Regions from separate parts of the Homo sapiens genome. Here region 1 is linked to region 2. Evidence: chromatin loops called from intact Hi-C (ENCODE). Cell type or tissue: heart right ventricle. All regions are shown on one strand. Each heading gives the region's core, and the rest is flanking DNA. Links, peaks and the distances in the headings are about the cores only.

Evidence for each region. A loop is a pair of places that touch in the nucleus more often than their neighbours do. Peaks named below come from ENCODE experiments on the same cell type or tissue, not always from the same donor. Only the 100,000 strongest peaks of a DNase experiment are listed, where the experiment ranks them.
Region 1: a loop joins it to region 2, with 3 times the contacts of the local background. A loop is called at or near these places in 14 of 110 quality-filtered maps.

Annotation. Positions count from the first base shown.
Region 1 is chr2:223,967,716-223,972,480 of GRCh38, reverse strand. No RefSeq gene overlaps it. Among named protein-coding and RNA genes, the nearest start is that of MRPL44, 13 kb to the right of the region's middle. In heart right ventricle, for the core only: a CTCF peak has its summit at 2,016 (motif pointing left); no DNase peak of the experiment used is centred there.
Region 2 is chr2:224,632,678-224,637,442 of GRCh38, reverse strand. The region is part of intron 2 of LOC105373909 (a long non-coding RNA gene); the gene reads right to left. Among named protein-coding and RNA genes, the nearest start is that of CUL3, 50 kb to the right of the region's middle. In heart right ventricle, for the core only: no CTCF peak of the experiment used is centred there; no DNase peak of the experiment used is centred there.

The DNA.
Region 1 (4,765 bases), core at 728-3,227, 660 kb after region 2:
AAATTATTATTAGGTAGCAAAATGGAAGTGAAATTTTTGATTTCTTGGTGCCATACCTCCTTCATCTAAGTTTATGATCCCACCTTGACCCTCTCTTGAATCTTGAAGATAAAAATAGAGATGGTGTGATTTAAATGAGAAATTTGCAAGATAAGAAATCACCGTTCTTCACACCAAGTACATTGTTAATGTTTGCAGATAACATTATTATTAGGGGCCTGGTGCAGTGGCTCACTCCTATAATCCCAATACTTTGGGAGGCCCAAGGGTTTGAGACCAGCCTGGGCAACCTACTGAGACCCTATCTCTTAAAAAAAAAAAAAAATTATTAGGTGGCAAAATGAAAATGAAATTTTAAATTTCTTAGTGCTATACCCCCTTCATCTGAAGTTTATAATCTCTTGCCAAAGGTAAAGTGAAGAATGGCGGGCCTCCATGCCTATCCTTCCTAGACAAAAAACAATAAAAAAATCCCAGGACCAAGAATTGAGTCCTGGTGGCGGACTGCCAGGAGCCTCATGAACATCACTGTCAAGTCAGTTCATCTGATGACGCTCAGCTGATTTTTTTTTTTTTTTTTTACTAGATTTGTCTTATTAACTGTGTAAGTCTATTGCTAAACGTCTCCTGGCCCTTACTGATATGTCTTCATGTGAAGATGCTGACATCAATAGTTTATGTACAGGAAACATTGTCAGAAAGTCAAACTCTTCCCCTCTCGGAAATATCCTTCTCTGTCAATGACCTCTTTACTCATGTCTTCTGCAAAAAAGAGGATCAGAATAGAACAAACTGAGTTCATTTGAAATTTGAAAAATAAAATAGGGACAGGGTCTTGCTATGCATCACAGCTGGTCTCACTCCTGAGCTCAAGCAATCCTCTTACCTTGGCCTCCCAAAGTGCTGAGATTACAAGCATAAGTCTCCATGCCAGGCCTTCATTTGCAATTTTAATACACAACAGCTCAGGTGAAAAGATACTCCTTGAACTCCTCTGAATAATCAAATAATGTCGTTCTTCCTCAATTGAAGAAGGAATAAGTTAATGTTTTCAACTTTCCCAATTGTTTTTCTCCCAGAAAGTTTTCTTAAACCATTAGTCTTCTGTATTAGTAAACACTAATAGGCAGGCAGATAAATGAACAACAAATAGTCATGGAAAGCACAAAGACCACCAATGCCAAAACAGCTTTCTTTTTTCAGGAGCATGTGTGATTGTGATTTTTGATTGTATAAGTTCCAGGAAAAATTGTTATTAGTTTGCATGATGGGATTAGATCTAGCAATCATTCTTGGTATTATACAGAGAGAACCATGGCTTTCAAGTAAGTGCTCTGATACTCAACCAAAGTTAAGAGACTCTAGGTCCCAGAGGACAATAGTTGAGGGACTTTGCAAACTAAGGCTGGGGGAAATGGAACAGGGATGAACTGAGGGGAAGAAAAACAAAGTGGGCTTAGGATGAAGAACGTGGGCAGCATGCTGGCAGCTGAGCATCCTCAGTGCATACCCCTCTGCTGAGGGCTGCTGTGAGCTGGCCACCCTGATGGGAAGACTGTCTACGTCTGGCTTCAGGAACTGTCCCGATGGACACAGGATTCCCTTGCCTCCGCAGTGCATCTTCTCCTATCAACAAAAGGAAGTAGGAAGAAAGAAACACCAAGAAGAGGCCTGCAAAAAGGTCTTCTAAAAGTTTTATCTATGGCAGCCCTGCACTCTTCCTTCTTTCCGGTGAATAGAAAAGAGCTCAAAAATCCATACCTTCACATCTCAGGTGAATTGTTCATACATCAAATTCTTGTAACATCCAAAGGCGAGGGAAGAACAAGGTGAGCTGGCTCCTGAAGAAGTATTCATGGAATATTAGAGCCGAAAGGGGCCTTGAAAAGTCATATTTCATGGTAATCCTGTGCCATATAGACATAATCTTTCCTGTATCGGTAGAAAATAGGTTCCCCATAATGGCCAATTCACATACTAAATTGTGCAATAGGATTACAGCACCATCTTGTGGCCAAAATCAGTACAGCTCTGAACACAAAAAGCTCCAATTTGTTCCATTCTTACTTGGAGTTTAGTGTTAGTTTCCAGTTTACTTTCTTGTGACCACATACAACACTTTGAGAAAAATATTCCTCATTATACATATGCATATAATAAAGAGTATGAATTTAAAAGAATAGGGGTTATGTAATTAAGTCTGTAGACATTAATGTTACATTTTTGGCTAGAGGATTTTTTTGGTACAATTATACTTTGGGCACAGGGAACTGGAGAGTGGGAAAAGGTGGAAAAAGTCAGAATTTCAAAGTAAATGACTAATGTCTTCCTCTGGTGTGAACCTAAATTCAAATGTCAGTGCTTCCAGTCTTATGACTGTCTTCTCAACATGGACGAGGCATTAGTCAAAGAGCTAGTCCTTCACATGGTCACTGAATGCTCTTGGTCACATGCACCATTTGATGACATTCTTGTACCCACATGTTCCTTCTACCCACATATCATACTTATGCAGTTAGGCTCATAGGACAAATAGCTACTCAGAGACTGGTTCCAAATTTCAAGCTATATTTGATATGCAATTGAAAATGTATGTCAATTTTTCTAAATTTTCTACATTTCTACCCTATTTTAGAGGGTGCTTTTAAAAAGTACAACAATTTAAGTTCAAAGAAGGCTTTACTTAGAAATATGTTGAAATTACATTCTACATAAGGCATATGGATCTCTACTTGCAAAGTAGTTTTATGAACTAGAGCCAGACTTGTCCCACATGTAAATTTGGAAGCATTCAAAGTTTAAAAGTTTGAAAACCTAAAAGGATAGTTCCCCTCTAAGCTTGCAGGGTAAGGTCCTGCAAACTCCCCTGAGCAGGAGAAATTTGGGAACGCACAATCAGCACTATTTAGCGGGGGGGGGGGGGGGGCGGGGAGGGGGAAGAAAAGGATTACTGGGTTTGCAAATGAATTCCCTAGACTTTCTTAATGTTTACCTTAAAAAAAATTAGAATCATACCACAGCTAGATTCTGCCATCTCACAGATGCTGGATAAGTGGTCAGAAGACATGTCTTTTGCTTTCCAGAAAAGTTTGTCATATAATCTCTTTTCTCCTACAGTGCCAATGAGATGCTTATCAAATCATGTTTACTTGTGAGTAACACATATAAATGGCATTTTACCACTGGTTTTGGTCCTCTATCCTTGTGTTCCATTACTAGGAGTTGAAGTTAACTCTGAAAAAAAGGTAAAATATAGTTGACCCTTGAACAATGCAGGGATTAGGGATGTTGACCCCTCATGTAGCAGTAAATCTGTATATTAACTTTAAACTTCCCAAAAACTTAACTCCTAATAACCTATGGCTGACTGGAAGCCTTACTGATGATATATTAATAAATAATCAATTAACACATATTTTATTATATAGATTATAAACCTTATTCTTACAACAAAGCTAAAAATATTAAAGAAATCAAAGAAAATATATTTACTATTCATTAAGTGGACACGGATGATCAAAAAGGTCTTCATCCTTGTCTTCACGCTGAGTAGGCTAAAGAGGAGGAGGAAAAGGGGGATGGTCTTGCTGTCTCACGTTGGCAGAAGCAGAAGAAAATCTGCATATATATACTGATCTGCACAATTCGAACCCACGTTGTTCGAGGGTCAACTTTAACTCACTTTTAACCTGCCAATTCAGTCAACTAGTTAATTTTTCAAATTTTCCCCTCCAAAAAGTCTCTGCTTTACCTTTGGGAGCTATAAACCCTGTAAGATAACTCAAGTTCCACTTTCCTAGCCAGGCTCAGGAAAGGCATTTCAAAGTTCCTTCATCTTTCTTTATAAAAAAATGTCAGGCCGGGCACAGTGGCTCACGCCTGTAATCCCAGCACTTTGGGAGGCCGAGGTGGATGGATCACGAGGTCAGGAGATTGAGACCGCCCTGGCCAACATGGTGAAACCCCGTCTCTACTAAAATACAAAAAAAATTAGCTGGGTGTGGTAGCACGCACCTATAGTCCCAGCTACTCGGAAGGCTGAGGCAGGAGAATCGCTTGAACTCAGGAGGCGAAAGTTGCAGTGAGCTGAGATCGCGCCACTGCACTCCAGCTTGGGCAACAGAGCGAGACTCTGTCTAATAAATAAATAAATTCATGGCAAATGTACTGTTGGTTTTAACATTTTACCTCTTTTCTATTCTCAACTCGTAGGTCCTGCTATTCTTGTTAACCCCTGGGAGTGACTAATGGAAGACTCAAACTAAAAATTACTGTTGCCAAAGTTTTTAACAAATGATAAATCAAAAGGAATTTGCAGTTAGGGGATTATTGAACTGACCACAAAGGATTAGAAAACCAAAACCTCTCTACTGAATTAAATGTGTTCCAATACTTACAACACTGCTTGGTACATACTATTATTATGACTAGAATACTAAATTGAACTAATACTGGCTTTATTTTCCCTTCACCATTAACATTTTAAGCTGTTTTTGAGTTTCAACTTCTTAGAAAAGGCAATTTCTGAAAAGCATAAATTTGCCTTTTCCTGCTATTTATAATAGAAATTGAATAAGAAACATACTAGAAGTATACATAATTTTAAACTTAGAATTTAGGGATCATGTAAATAGCTGCCTACTTATAATCTGTACTATGCATTTCCCAAAGAGTTTTAACATTACTATTTTAGTTAAAATTGTATTACAGAAGCGAAGTTCATCAACCTCCTGCCATTACTGGGTATATCAAATTAAAATGCAAT
Region 2 (4,765 bases), core at 967-3,466:
TGCCTTCTTTTTGAATTTCAAGGAAACCAGGGATTATTTGAACTTTTTTTTTTTTTTTAACTACAGGGCAAATCAGACTTGGCACTTTTCCAGGTACTCATTTATTAATTTATTTTTTCAATGACATTTATTGAATAATTACCATGTACCAGCCACCATGATAGATATGAGAAATAAAAGAATGAGTAAAACATGGTACCTACCTTCAGCAAAATCCTGCAGAAGGAAACAGTAGGGGTGGGCATTACCGATTGCTAATCTAGAAGGCATCCCTCCCTTAGGCCTACCAGAGCTCTGGTTGAAGGGTAAATCCCTGTCTCTTGTTCGTCATTGGGCAGGTGAAAATTCTTGCCTAGTCATGAGAAGTGTACTGCAGGTTTCCCCCATCCTCTAGGTAAGGGTCCCCTAAATCAGAACCGTCAGCTTCTGGAAGCTTTTATTTGTCTGCTTCTGGATGATGTCATTCACAGATTATACATCTGGAACTGGCGTATCCATTCACCACGGGCCTGAGGATGGAGCTGACCCATGGAGAAGCACAGAGTGAGCTGGAAGAGGCACAGGGAAACGGAGCCAGAGTCAAAGATGAACATAACTGAAAATCTGTCCTACGTCTGGGCTTCTGGTCATGGGGGCCAATGGATTTCTTTATTATTTAAGGCAGTGGTCCCAATCTTTTTGGCACCAGGGACCAGTTTCATGGAAGACAATTTTTCCAAGGACAGAGGGATGGAGAGGGTGAGATGGATTCGGGATGAAACTGTTCCACATCAGATCATCAGGCATTAGATTCTCATGAGGAGCACACAATCTACATCCCTCACATGCGCAGTTCACAATATGCTTCTCACTTCTATGGGAATCTAATGTTGCAGCTGATATGACAGGAGGCGGAGCTCACTGGTAATGCTCGCTCACCCGCCACTCACCTCCTGCTGTGTGGCCCGTTTCCTAACAGGCCACGGATTGGTACTGTTCCATGGCCTGGGGGTTGGGGACCCCTTATTTAAGGTAATTTGACTTGGGTTTCCTTGTACTTGCAGACAAAATGAGCTGATATGCCTATACCAACAGCTCTTCCCATAAGAAGATCCATGGTTGGCACCAACTTTTTCTCCAAGACGATAGTGACATGCAATGCCACAGACATTCCATGGCATGTGCAGGAACTGTGCTTTTGTTTCTCAGTGAAGACACTAGGTGCTTTTGGACACTTTCTCCTCTCTCTTTGCCCTTGTATTTGCAGTGTCCCTTCCCCATTCCCACCTAGTTTAGCTTAAACTACCATATGTGAAATGTCAAGTAGGCATGGGAAAGTTTCTCCAAGTATGAGTGTTTCTGTAAGTCAATTTTCAGTCACAAAACATTTTTTTTTAGTAGAAGTATCTTTTTTTTTTTTTTTTGAGATGGAGTCTTGCTCTGTCGCCCGGGCTAGAGTGCAGTGGCCCGATCTCGGCTCACTGCAAGCTCTGCCTCCTGGGTTCACGCCATTCCCCTGCCTCAGCCTCCTGAGTAGCTGGGACTACAGGCACCCGCCACCACGCCTGGCTAATTTTTTGTATTTTTAGTAGAGAGGGGGTTTCACCGTGTTAGCCAGGATGGTCTTGATCTCCTGACCTTGTGATCCGCCCACTTCAGCCTCCCAAAGTGCTGGGATTACAGGTGTGAGCCACAGTGCCTGGCCCAAAATTAAAAATATTTTAAAGCCTTTCTGAAATGTTTAACTAAAATGCATTAATTTAAGGATAAAACCTTGTAACATTTATTATTTCCTTTCAAAAAATACTTTAATATCAACTTTTTTTTTTTTTTTTTGAGACGGAATCTTGCTCCCGTTGTTCAGGGTGGAGTGCAGTGGCTCAATCTCGTCTCATTGCAACCTCCACCTCCTGGGTTCAAGTGATTCTCCTTCCTCAGCCCCCAGAATAGCTGGGATTACAGGCATGCGTCACCACGCCCAGCTAATTTTTGTATTTTTAGTAGAGATGGGGTTTTGTTATGTTGGCCAGGCTGGGCTCGAACTCCTGACCTTAGGTGATCCACCTGCCTCAGCCTCCCAAAGTGCTGGGATTACAGGCATGAGCCACCTTGCCTTGCCAACTTTTTAAAATTTTTTTTTTCTTGAGACGGAGTCTTGCTCTGTCCCCAGGCTGGAGTGCAGTGGCATGATCTTGGCTCACTACAAGCTCCGCCTCCTGGGTTCACACCATTCTCCTGCTTCAGCCTCCTGAGTAGCTGGGACTACAGGCGCCTACCACCACGCCCGGCTAATTTTTTGTATTTTTAGTAGAGACGGGGTTTCACCGTGTTAGCCAGGATGGTCTTGATCTCATGACCTCGTGATCCACCCGCCTCGGCCTCCCAAAGTGCTGGGATTACAGGTGTGAGCCACTGCGCCTGGCTGCCAACTTTTTTTCTTTTTTTTTCTTTTTCAGCTGGAGTCTCAATCTGTCGCCCAGGCTGGAGTCCAGTGGTGTGATCTCTGCTCACTGCAACCTCTGCCTCCCAGGTTTAAACGATTCTCCTGCCTCAGTCTCCCAAGTAGCTGGGATTATAGGCATGTGCCACAAAGCCTGGCTAGTTTTTCCATCTTTAGTAGAGACGAGGTTTCGCCATGTTGGCCAGGCTGGTCTCAAACTCCTGACCTCAAGTGATCCGCCCTCCTCGGCCTCCCAAAGTGCTGGGATTACAGGTGTGAGCCACCATGCCCAGCCCAATATCAACTTTTAATGTAAGTAAAAATTTACTCATTCTTTGCAGTCTCTGTTACTGACTAAAGCAAATGATGATAATTCTATTTTGAGTATTTTAAAATTTTTTCTCTTATATTTCTGAGTAGAGATTGCCATTTTCAAAGAACCACTACTTGTTCCTCTAGCTACTGGTGATGGGGCACATGATCTGCTGAGTATTTTCAAGTATGCTTCTGGGACTTCCATTATATTCATAGATTAACTATAGAAAATAGACAACATTTTCGCTATGATAATACCACCTTATTTTTCTGTGTTACTTTTTTGTTTACAGTGCTTCTTTGTATACATATCACATTTTATTTTTCATTTATCTGTGAGGTACTCTTCATTATACTGATATTTTAAAAGTGAATAACGAGGCCAAGCGGGGTGGCTCACACCTGTAATCCTAGCACTTTGGGAGGCCAAGGCAGGCGGATTGCCTGAGTTAAGGAGTTGGAGACCAGCCTGGGCAACATGGCAAAACCCTGTCTCTACTAAAAATACAAAAAAATTAGCCAGGTATGGTGGCTTGGCACACGCCTGTAATCCTAGCTACTTGCGAGGCTGAGGCAGGAGAATCACTTGAACCCAGGAGGCAGAGGTTGCAGTGAGCTGAGATTGTGCCACTGCACTCCACCCTGGGTGACAAAGTGAGACTCTACCTCAAAAAAAAAAGTAAATAAATGAATAAAATGAAAAGAGAATAATGAGCATGAAAATTCACAATTAGTTAATTAAAAAGTGGAACTTGAACTCAGGTTTTTGAATGGCTAGTTTAGTTCCTTTAAAAATGATATTCAGCTGGGCACGGTGGCTCATGCCTGTAATCCCAACACTTTGGGAGGCCAAGGCAGGCGGATCACGAGGTCAGGAGATCGAGACCATCCTGGCACTAACACGGTGAAACCCTATCTCTACTAAAAACACAAAAAATTAGCCAGGTGTGTTGGCACGTGCCTGTACTCCCAGCTACGCAGGAGGCTGAGACAGGAGAACTGCTTGAACCCGGGAGGCAGAGGTTGTAGTGAGCAGAGATCACGCCACTGCACTCCAACCTGGGCCACAGAGCAAGACTCTATCTCAAAAAGAAAAAGATATTCTTCTCCATGCACTGATACATGGTCATCTGAAGAACATCCCTGACACCGTCCCCTGGGAGGAATTCATCTGAGCGATATCAAAGTGGCACAGACTCTGCTACTTATTAACTTTGGTTGTCATGATTTTAGACTATGATGAAACGATTGCTTCTATTTTAATAGGATAATAGCAAATACTTAAAGAACAATTCCCACATAACTTCTCTTTGTCCCACGTTGCTTCTTAAAACTTTAAATGTATTAGGTTGATGCGAAAGTAATTGCGGTTTTTGCAATTACGTGGCAATAATTTTTTCACCAACCTAATAACTGAGTCTCAAACACCCTAGGCCTCCCATTTCTACACAAACAGGAGTAACTATATGGTGCCTGCAAGGAGCAACATCCATCTTCCCTAGAAGTTCTTAAACACATCAACTGGGGCCAGTGAAATGCCTCTTGTCTGGACTTCCTCTCCTCCAACAAGATCAAAAGAAAGCTTGAAATATCTCTCCTTCTCCACCCTCCAGCCTGCAAAGTCTCACCACCACTGCCATGAATCCCCCAGGATGAATCTCAAGTCCCATAATCTTGTGTGTGTCAATCACCCTAATAAGACCCAGATTCTCAGGTCATCTGGAATCTTCCTCACTCGAACCCCCATAGAGCTCTGCACAGCCCCTGTCTGGCCCTATGTTCTACTCCTCTACGGCTCTTAGAACCTTTTCCACACTGCCCTCTGCAATTCATGATCCATCCTTTATAAAATCCCTGTACCCTCAGGCTGGGTGCAGTGGCTCACGCCTGTAATCCCAGCACTTTGGGAGGCCGAGTCGGGCAGATCATGAGGTCAGGAGTTCAAGACCAGCCTAGCCAATATGGTGAAACCCCGTCTATACTAAAAAATACAAAAAATTAGCCAGTCATGGTGATGTGCACCTGTAGTCC